2 separate regions of the Homo sapiens genome follow, and region 2 is linked to region 1. The links are chromatin contacts, found by Hi-C or POLR2A ChIA-PET in ENCODE. All regions are on one chromosome and are shown on one strand. The core of a region is the stretch at or near the end of the contact, and the rest is flanking DNA. Distances in the headings are between cores, read along the strand shown. Region 1 has its middle 17 kb from the start of GRB7. Region 2 holds the start of RPL23 (ribosomal protein L23).

Evidence for each region. Hi-C counts contacts between places; a loop is a spot of excess contacts on that map. ChIA-PET counts read pairs that join two places held with the same protein, here RNA polymerase II (POLR2A). Pooled maps may share reads with other maps.
Region 2: a pooled map shows a loop between it and region 1 (4-fold over the local background). The contact joins the promoter of RPL23 here to the enhancer-like site in region 1. A Hi-C loop is called at or near these places in 3 of 37 single-sample maps with no recorded cell type and 6 of 50 pooled maps. POLR2A ChIA-PET finds 5 or more read pairs at or near these places in 3 of 52 experiments (HEK293, HepG2 and WTC11).

What each region holds. Positions count from the first base shown.
Region 1 is chr17:39,752,074-39,757,194 of GRCh38, forward strand. No RefSeq gene overlaps it. Among named protein-coding and RNA genes, the nearest start is that of GRB7, 17 kb to the left of the region's middle. RefSeq lists silencers at 1,848-1,987, 2,028-2,077, 2,218-2,947 and enhancers at 3,438-3,487, 3,898-4,207. Within about 2 kb of position 2,223, at least 35 of the 41 ENCODE cell types and tissues checked have a DNase peak (open chromatin) inside an H3K27ac peak, as active enhancers do.
Region 2 is chr17:38,850,788-38,855,908 of GRCh38, forward strand. RPL23 (ribosomal protein L23) reads right to left here and starts at 2,934. Exons shown (of 5, transcript NM_000978.4): 1 at 2,911-2,934; 2 at 2,235-2,318; 3 at 1,817-1,945. The coding sequence starts at 2,923. SNORA21 (small nucleolar RNA, H/ACA box 21) reads right to left here and starts at 2,208; the gene lies at 2,076-2,208. SNORA21B (small nucleolar RNA, H/ACA box 21B) reads right to left here and starts at 871; the gene lies at 737-871. It also overlaps the pseudogene RPS20P35. RefSeq lists enhancers at 1,787-2,570, 1,881-3,080, 2,571-3,354, 3,078-3,187.

The DNA.
Region 1 (5,121 bases), core at 973-3,472:
AGGACACAGACAGGGGAGCCCAAAGCCACTTGGAAGGATTCTTTCTTCCAAACTATCCACATAAGCAGTTTTCTAACTCCTTCCCAGAGCCCAAGGGTTCTGGCAGGGGCTTGAGGGGCAGGTTGGGGTGGTGATGGGGGATGCATTGCCTTTCTATCTGGAACTTGAGCCTTATGGTATATTCAGGAAAAAGGCTTGAACCAGTGAAGTACTGATCTGGTCCAACAGATAGAAAGAGGGCCCAGAGAGGTCAGGGCTTGGTCCAACTCGCACAGTGGTGGGGCGTCTGCAGACTGCTTTCCTGTCCTGTGCTGTTGGCAGAACCTCAGCTTTGGGACTTGAGGGGGAGTATGCAGTGGCAATTAGGACAAACGACTCTGAGCTCTCAGTTGAGTTGGGGGAGGAGAGAAAAGAAGGAGTTAGATCCTGGGGGAGTTGGATGTTGCAGACTGGACTCCAGAGCCTGGGGGTGTGGGCGATCCTGGGGTGTGGGGAGGGCGGGCTGAGGCTGCTCCACAAGCGTTCTCGAAGTTCACCATACAAGAAGGGGCGGTGTGGGGAAATGGGGATGAGGCCTGAAATTCAATCCCATGTGGGTTGAGTTATGATGTCATCTGACACCCTCTCACACGGCTGCATCTACCCCAAGGAAGGGGCAAGTTTTTCTTTGATGGGCACCTGGGGGGGCTGTTTAGCTGGAGTTTTTTTTGTTTCGCTTTTTTTGTTTTTGTGTTTTTTTTGAGACAAGTTTCGCTCTGTGGCCCAGGCTGGAGTGCAATGGTGTGATCTCGGTTTACCGCAACCTCCACCTCCTGGGTTCAAGCAATTCTCCTGCCTCAGCCTCCCAAGTAGCTGGGATTACAGACATGCACCACCACGCCCAGCAATTTTGTATTTTTAGTAGAGATGGGGTTTATCCACGTTGGTGAAGCTCGTCTCGAACTCCCGACTTCATGTGATCCGCCCGCCTCAGCCTCCCAAAGTGCTGGGATTACAGGTGTGAGCCACCGCGCCGGGCCTGGAGCTGCATTTTTGTTGTAAGCACTTTGTTCTTACTTGGATTAGGTTTATTTTAGGGTGGTTTGGGGCAGACTGAGGGAGATTGGAAGGCAGAAACCACCCCCTCAGGACAACCACGTGGATCTCCTTAGGGTCTGGGTAGTGGAACTGGGCCCTGTGACCTTGGAGTTGGAGGGGAAGCTGTAAGCAGGGATGGAACGGGCCACCCGCACCCTCACACAGCTGTGACCAACAGGCACGGTCATCCGCATTCACCTGCCCAACTCCCATGCCCTGAGTCCTGTCCTCCAGGGCATTCCTACTGGCACTACCCCAATTTCCCAAAAGATTCCAGGGATCTCTCTCTCGCTCTCTCTTTTTTTTTTTTTACAGTCTCACTCTGTTGCCCAGGCTGGAGTGCAGTGGCTGATCTCAGCTCACTGCAACCTCCACCCCCTGGGTTCAAGCGATTTTCCTGCCTCAGCCTCTTGAGTAGTTTGGGATTACAGGCGTGCGCCACCACGCCCAGCTAATTTTTGTATTTTTAGTAGACGGGGTTTTGCCATGTTGGCCAGACTGATCTCAAACTCCTGACCTCAAGTGATCCTCCCGCTTTGGCCTCCCAAGGGAGGGTTCCTTCCTCCCAGGCTGAGGCACCCTGCCCCACACATCTACTGGAGGAACTTAGTGTTGGGGCCAGGGGGTGGCTGGGTAAGGCTGGATCCCACACTTGTCAGGCCAGGTTGGGGTAGGGGAGGATACACGGGGGACCCGTCTCTCAGCCGTTCTGGGCCGGTGCCTGAGGCGATCTGCCCCGCCGCCCGCCCTTCCGCCACCACCCAAGTCGCATGCGCGCGCCGGGGCCGACGGGCGCCAGGCTCCACCGAGCCACCCTCCGTCGTGGCGGCCCCTCGTGCCTCTGCGGAGGGAAGGCCGCCGGCTTCGCCAGGGGGCGCGCGTCGGGGTCGCGGCTCTTTGAACTCGGCCCCACGAGGGGACGCGCCATCGGTTTCGTGGCTTGCGTGGCGCCGCAGCAACGAGCCGGTCGCCCCGGGGCGTTGCTTAGTCCGGGCCTCGCTGCGAGTCTGTGGGCGAGGCGGGAGGTGCTTCCTTGGCCAGGCGGGTGGAGGAAGGTGTGGGCGCCGCATCCCAGCGTCGCGGAGCCTCCAGGCGCGGGCAGGCGAGACTGGCGTGCAGCGCGACGGCCTAGTCCCGGCGTCCCACCGTCCCCCACTCCCGCAGGCGCCGAGCCGATTCAGCCGCGCGGCTGCAGTGACACCCAGCGGCCGTCGCGGGAAGTGCGGTCGCCGCGGCCAGGCCTCCGGGGCTCCTGTCTCTCGAGGTTCCCACCCCGGTTACGCGCGGGCACCCCGGAGGAGAGCGGCCGCGCGCTGCAGATGCCCGCGGGGGCACTTCCCCTGCCCCTCCCCCGTTTCCTCCCCGCAGGCGCCCGAGCGCCGGGAGATCCTGCGCAGCGGCAGTGCCCGGAAGGGCGGGGCGGGGTGCAGCAGCGGCGCTGGGCTGTGACCCGGGCAGTTTCACTTCTGGATCCTGCTCGGGCTGTGATAGGACAGCGCGGGGGCAGCGGGGGAACACGCGGGCACGCCGAGATCCGGCGCTCGGGACCCCGATGAGGGGAGGCCTTTCACTCCTGGGGTGTCACGCGACCCACGCTTTCCTCCATGTCCACTCCCACCCCCCATGGGTTCCACTTTGCTGTCCCCCGAGCTGCCGCTCCTCCCCAGCAGACACCGTCTCCGCCGGGGCTGCCGACCCCCGGAGAGGCCCCGAGCGGCGTGGGCGGCGGGAGGAGGGAGCTGTGAAGCCGCAGGCAGGGGGTTAGGCTGCGGGCTGCTGAGACGCCGAGCTGTTTCTCAGAAGTGCAGCTGCCCCTCCCCTCACACCCCCCTCACTCCCACCGCGCGCCGCACCCCTGCCCCCTCTCCGCCGGCCTCCCTTTCCTCTCCCAGGCACCCTAGCCGGGAATCTGGGGTCTGGGTCCACGCAGAATTAAGAGGAGAACCTGAGAAAGGGCGGGGGCCGGGGGTTCAGACCCAGCCTCAGCGCGCGTTATTCCGAGCCTCCTATAATTCCACAGGTGAGGGGATCCTGTCCCCTACCCCTGGGGTCCAGGATTGGAATTTGATAGAACAGTTAGGAAAATGACATCTTGAGAGAGTCAGGGCCCGGCCACTATTACTCTAGCTCCAGCGTCCAGTGAGGAGAGGAGAGAGAGGGAAGACCTGGAGCCCGGCTGGTGCAGTGAGGTTGAGGCCTGTCTTAGGAGTACCAGCTGGAAGGCCCTTCAGAGATCCCTGACTCTGGGGAAAATCAACGCCCAGAAGGGGAAGTCAAGTGTCTGGGCTCATCCCGAGAGGGAGAGGGCTGGGATTGGAACCAGGACTCCAAATAGTTGCGGGAGTCTGCGACTGTCTTTTGCTTGGGACTTCAGAGCTTTGCTGGATTCACTGACTCAGCCTGCTTTCCCTCAACACACACAAACACACACACACGAGACACGTGCACGCGCGCACACACACAGATACACAGACACACACAGACAGACATGCAAGGAGAGAGACAGGCACACATGGAGACAGACACGCACACGCAAAGAGACACACAGCTCCCCAGGAGTCTAGCGGGGCAGCTGAGGTCTGTGAGTGAGACATTCTCAGTGAGACACTGAGAATGCAATTCCAGTGGGGGTGGGATGGGGATTGGGCGGTGGAAGGACAAGCCCGGGGGAGGAGGTGGCATCGCCCCCCTAGTTCCCATCCACCACCACCCCCAGTGCTGTGGTTTATTTGCCTAGGCAGCTCTTCTGGGCCAGGGGGCCAGGGTACTGGGGTGGAGAGGCGAGGTGATGGGAAAGGCTGTTCTGGGGCTTCCTGCCCCCTCACTCCTGGGGAAGGGGGGTAGCTGCCATCACCCGCAGGCCTTTCCACTGCAGCCCTTTCCTTGGGTATGTGTGTTATTCTGGGGGAAGATCTGTTATTTGCGGAGAAGGGAGGCAGCTGCCTACTTCACAGGTCAAGACAGAGTTAAAAACAAAACCACAGCAAATTCAACACCCCGTGTCCTTCAGGGACTTTCCATGACACCTTCCTTCCCCCCTCTCCCCTAAGCCAGGGAGCACCTCCCCAGAGGGCCTCCCCACCCCAGGTGCAGTGGCTTTTGGCTTTTATGCAAACAACTGTCTGATCCCGGAATGCTCCACAGCCCGAACTGTGGCCTGGGCCGAATGTGCCCCTCCACCATCCCTTGGGCCAGTGTTTCTGGTCTTCCTGGAGTTGTGACCTCCACTCTTCCTCAGACCCTGGATTCTGAGGGACAGGAGATGAGGGCAGGAAGCTAGGTCCTTTCCCCCTGCCTGCCCTCGGGTGGCAGTTGCCTGCAGGTGGAGGGTTTGGGCACAGCAACCTAAGTGAATGGTCCGGGGTTTTGAGTGATGGGGGAGGGGAAGAAGGAGGGTGCAGGTGTGGGGTGGCCTCCACTGCCAGGCCCACCACCCTCTAGGGCATTGAATTAGCTCCCAAGATCAGGAAGGAAAACTCTTCTCAGGCTGGGAGTCCATTCAACCCCAACGCCAGTGTGGACCTCCGGTCCTGCTCACTGGCAAAGGGGGTCAGGATCTCCCTGTCTCCCTCTCTTCTGCCTGAGCTGCTTCTGCTTTGGGGAGGGATTTGGGGATGGGGAAGGCCATATAATCTTCTCTCCAGGGCTGAAAACCAGCTACTGAGGGGCCGTTTTTGAATGTATTCAGTGCTAAAATGCAAAGGCAGGGTGCCATGCCATTCCTTTCTCCTCCTCAGCTTGAGCAAGACTGGGAAACCTGTAGGAGACCCTCAGCCAGTTTGAACATTTTGGAGTGCTGATGGGAGGGAGATGATGCTGATCATGGAGCCAGAGGACGCTGGTGCCAGCCTAGCCCCACATTTGTTAGTCTTAAAACTTCAGACAATCTTTCTCATGCCTCTTCCACAGAAGACGGAAAATGGAGGGTGCTTTAGATGAGGCTGAGCAGAAGGCCAGACTCTCTCTCTACTTTCTCTAACGTTTTCTAAGAGAGAACACAATGATGATGGAAAGAAAGCAGCCTCATCCCTATGCCATTCTCCT
Region 2 (5,121 bases), core at 1,684-4,183, 900 kb before region 1:
CAAAGCTGCCAGTATTTTCTCACAAGTGTAAAACTCTCAGGACAACTATCCTTGCCTATGCCTTTTCCAACTTCACCTTACAGGTAGGTTATTAAGATCCCAGTATCACTGAATTGGGATGTAGAAATGGGACCTGGGACCCCCAACTCCTCCCAGTCCTGGCAATGAGCAGAGACCAAGCTATTCAGATTTACACTGGAAAACAGTTTGAATTCCTGGGCCCAAGCACCAGGCTTTGTTTTACTTTTAATGAACTGTTTTCTAGTGTCCTAAGTAACTTTTATACCCATCTGTACTAAAGTGAAAAAGACGCTTTTCCCAACTTTCAAAATGAAGTATCACTACACAGTGAAATATAATGCTTGTGAAGAACTATTGTAGAGTCAGACACACCTGGATTCACAATCTTCACTGATACTAGCATGGGGTCCTTACACAGAATTTTTATGACAGGAAGACTACACAAAAAATAGATAAGTCTAACCAAGTTAGTAATGGGACACACATGAGGTAGCCAATACTTACTGACTGACCCTCCTCTACTCATAAACCATTTAATCCTCACAAATTCTTCAAGTAGACCTGGTCCTTTTGCATATTTCTGTGCTTGTTATTTATTGATATTAAGTTCCAAGGGGAGGGGATGTATTCATTTAGCAGAAACAAGGACCAAAAAAGACATTAACAGAATTGGAAACTCACAACTAGTTTTAAAACTGAAGTGTTCGGAGCTCTGGTCTGTCCCACCACTGACTGAGACCAACAATCCACCCTCCTGCCATCTCATCTACAAAGTGAAGGCCATTTGCTCTGCTCTTCTCTGACAGCTCCCTGGGCCACCAATCAGACCCAGGAAGTGTTCTGAGAAGAGGAAAAAGCCCATGCAATTGCTGAATCACAATCACAGTGCTACCCAGCCCTCAAATGGATATTAATGGTGAACAAAAAACAATTTCTAACCCAAAGGCTAAAAATCTACTGGACAGCATCGTGGGGTGGATACAGGAATAGGAGTAACTGTAATACAGGGCTGACAAATCAACATCACATTTGTAAATCAAGGGATGGCCAGGAACTCTTTAGAAGAGCAAGACATCCCAGGGTAGAGACAGATTAGGCAGGCACAGGAAAAAAGTGCAAGCGCTGAAGTTAAAATGCACCAAACACCAGAAGTTCTAAAGCCAGACAGGACACAAGCTGCAAGTATTTTGAGGCCTCCCCCTTTAAATCATACACCTGACAGGAAAAATTTTGAGTGGGGAGCCTGAGATTAAGTAATGAGCAATTAGCCGGGTGTGGTGGTGCACACCTATGATCCCAGCTACTCGGGAGGCTGAGGCAGGACAATCTCTTGAGCCCGGGAGGTGGAGGTTGCAGTGAACAGATATGTGCCACTGCACTCCAGCCTGGGCAACAAGTGAGACTCCATCTCAAAAACAAATAATAAAATAAGCAACGGGCAGCTTGTTTTCGTTTTGTAATATATTTTTTTTTGAGAGCCCAGGAGGCGGAGGTTGCAGTGAGCCAAGATCGTGCCATTGCACTCCAGTATGGGCTGGGCGACAGAGAGAGACTCCATCTCAAAAAACAAAACAAAACAAAACAAAAACAACAACAAAAAAACAACTAAGGTATGGAAGTGACAAGATGATGGTCCCCCCTCCAACACAATATGAGCAAAAACTTAAGATACTTATCTCACACTGCCTCTCAATGGAAAACAAACTTGAGGCCTTGAAAACTGATCCATTTTCCAATAAAGGAAAGCGTCCCCCCACTACTCATCAGTATTAAGGTGGGCTCAGTGTTTACTCACCCTTTTTTCTGAGCTCTGGTTTGCCTTTCTTGACTGTGGCCATCACCATGTCACCCACACCAGCAGCGGGAAGTCTGTTCAGCCGTCCCTTGATCCCCTTCACGGAGATGATATACAGGTTTTTGGCTCCTACAAAAGAATGTAAATAAAAATAAAAAATGTTGAGGGCCATCAGGCCGTTCCATCAGTATAACATTTCCCAAACACTTCCAAAGCCCCTCCCTCCACTCACTGCCCAAGCAGTTAGTCCGCAAGAACGCCTTGTCACACCACCGATTGAAGCAAACAACACATGTTGCCACTTCACCCAAAAGCGATGTTTTCACTCTCCCCTTTCTTGACGGCTCAATAGGTCATTAGCCACAGGCCCATTGAGTGCTTTTAAAAGGGGGAGTATAGCAACGTGCAAAGACCTCACCTGTGTTGTCAGCACAATTGATTACAGCTCCTACCGGAAGACCCAAGGAAATCCGGAATTTCGCACCAGAGGACCCACCACGTCCTGTGGATATAAAGGGAAGGGAAACAGGATAAAGAGATCACAATCTAGACATGGTTCGGAGTTCCCCCTCATACTCAAGCTGTAATTCACCGCACATGCTTTGATAGACTGTACGCTATAGATTAGCTCGCTCGGATTTTACTTATGCCGTCCCCATGTGCCACCCGATTCTCACGGAAAGTAGCCTATTTCTTACTATTAACACTCTGACATCGAAATTAAGAAACCTAGACGACTCAACCCTTGCTCTAACTTTCGCAAAACGCAATTACTCCTGCAAGGCATAAAACCGCAGAGGTCGCGCAAACCAGGGCCTAATCCAGTCTAACTTCAACCCCATTACGATAGCCCTATTCGCGGAGCGATCTCGCGGTATCCAGACTACATTCACGTCGGGATCCTGCCATCTCAACTCTCCAGCACCCCACTGCCACTTTCGAGGGCCCTGGCAGTGCTCTCGCGGTGGCCTGGCTCTCTCTCTCCGGCCTGAAGGAGAGCAAAGCGCCCCAGCTGCCTAGGGCCACCGCTCCTGACGAATCCGCCAGCCACTGCACGACAGATGGTGGAGGATCCTCCAGAAACAAAACCTCACCTCGCTTCGACATCTTGAACGCCGGAAAAAAGAAAAAAGGAAGTCGATTCAAAGGACACTGGGATATGAACTTTAACGCCCCGCCCACCCTCCTCACGTGGCCGGAGCAAAAACCGGCCTCTTCCGCCTCTGGGCGCTGCCTTATTACGTAATAAGTTTACGACGTCGCTTTTAGCCCTCTCTGCGAAGTGGGAGTTGAGGTAGAAGCGCAAGAGATAGGAAGTATCTTCTCTACGAGCTTAAGAGTAGTTAGGGACATGGAAACAGTGATTTGTTAACTTGCTCACGACCTCTTTTGACCACTTAATAGTGCCAGGCACTTATCTGCACACTAGAGAATAGGAATTAAAACACGGTTTGTGCCGTGTGGGGGTTCCCCAAGGAACAAAGAAAGTGGGGGAGGGAGGGAGAACAAGCTCTAAACGGTTTCGTTGAATGTAATACAGTTGAGAAGTGCTGCAGATCATTCCATCTATGTGTTCTTGGTATCATACCATTCTGTATTTTACATATACAGTATTGCTCTATTTATTGACCCGTCCCCCCCAACACACACTCTTTTTTTCTTTTTTTGAGACCGAGTCTCACTCTGTCGCCCAGGCTGGAGTATAGTGGCGAGATCTCAGCTCACTGCAACCTCCGTCTTCCGGGTTCAAGCAATTCTCTGTCTCAGCCTCAGAGTACCTGAGACCACAGGCGCCCGCCACAACGCTGGGCTAATTTTTGTATTTTTAGTAGAGACGGGGTTTCGCCATGTTATTGGCCAGGCTGGTCTCGAACTTCTGATCTCAAGTGATCTGCCCGCCTTGGTCCCTCAAAGTGCTGGGATTACAGGCGTGAGCCCCCGCGCCAGGCCTAATTGCTCCTTTCACAGCTTCAGCCGCCCCTTATTCTCTGGGTTCTTTCCTTCCCACGATACATTAATTCACATACTTATTGAGCTCCTACTTTACAGCAGGTTCTGTCCAGGGCGTACAGCGGATTACATCAGAGAACAAAATAGATCAACATTCTTTTCCTTATGGAGCTTACATTCTGCTGGGGTGCAGGTGGAGGAGGATATTAGACACTAAACAAAAGATATAATAAGTAATTGCAGTATGTAGTATGTTAGATGGGGATATGTATTATAAAAATATAAATAGTATCGCTTCTCGGCCTTTTGGCCAAGATCAAGTGTAAAATATAAATAGTGGCCGGGCCTTGTGGCTCACGCTTGTAATCCCAGCACTTTGGGAGGCCGAGGCGGGTGGATCACGAGGTCAGGAGATCGAGACTAGCCTGGCCAACACAGGGAAACTCCGTCTCTACTAAAAATACAAAAATTAGCTGGGCGTGGTGGCGGGCGCCTGTAATCCCAGCTACTCCGGAGGCTGAGGCAGGAGAATCGCTTGAACCCAGAAGGCAGAGGCGGCAGTGAGCCGAGATCGCGCTACTGCACTCCAGCCTGGGCGACAGAGCTAGACTCCGTCTCAAAAATGTATATAGATAAATAGCTCTTTGAGGAAGACGCGGTCGTAGGTGTTGCGGATCGCTGATCCGCACGCTCCTGCTACTGACTCACCGCTGTTCGCCCTCGCCGAGGAACCAGTCGCTCAGGAAGCCGCGCAGCAGCCATGGCTTTTAAGGATACCGGAAAAACACCCAGGGAGGCGGAGGTGGCAATTCACGAATTCGAGTCACTCTAACGAGCCGCATCGTAAAATCCCTGGAGAAGGTGTGTGCTGACTTGATCAGAGGAGCAAAGGAAAATAATCTCAAAGTGAAAGGACCAGTTCGAATGCCTGCCAAGACTTTGAGAATCACTTCAAGAAAAACTTTGTGGTGAAGGTTCTAAGACATGGGATCATTTCCAGATGAGAATCCACAAGTGACTCATTGACTTGCACAGTCCTTCTGAGATTGTTAAGCAGATTACTTCCATCAGTATTGAGCCAGGAGTTGAGGTGGAAGTCACCATTGCAGATGCTTAAGTCAACTATTTTAATAAATTGATTACCAGTTTTTTTTTCTTTTTCTTTTCTTTCTTTTCTTTCTTTCTTTCTTTTTTTTTTTTGAGACGGAGTTTCGCTCTTGTTGCCCAGGCTGGAGTGCAGTGGCGCGATCTTGGCTCACCGCAACCTCCACGGCCGATATCTATCTATCTATCTCTATCTATCTCTCTCTCTCTCTCTATCTCTATAGAGATATATATCTATAGAGATAGATAGA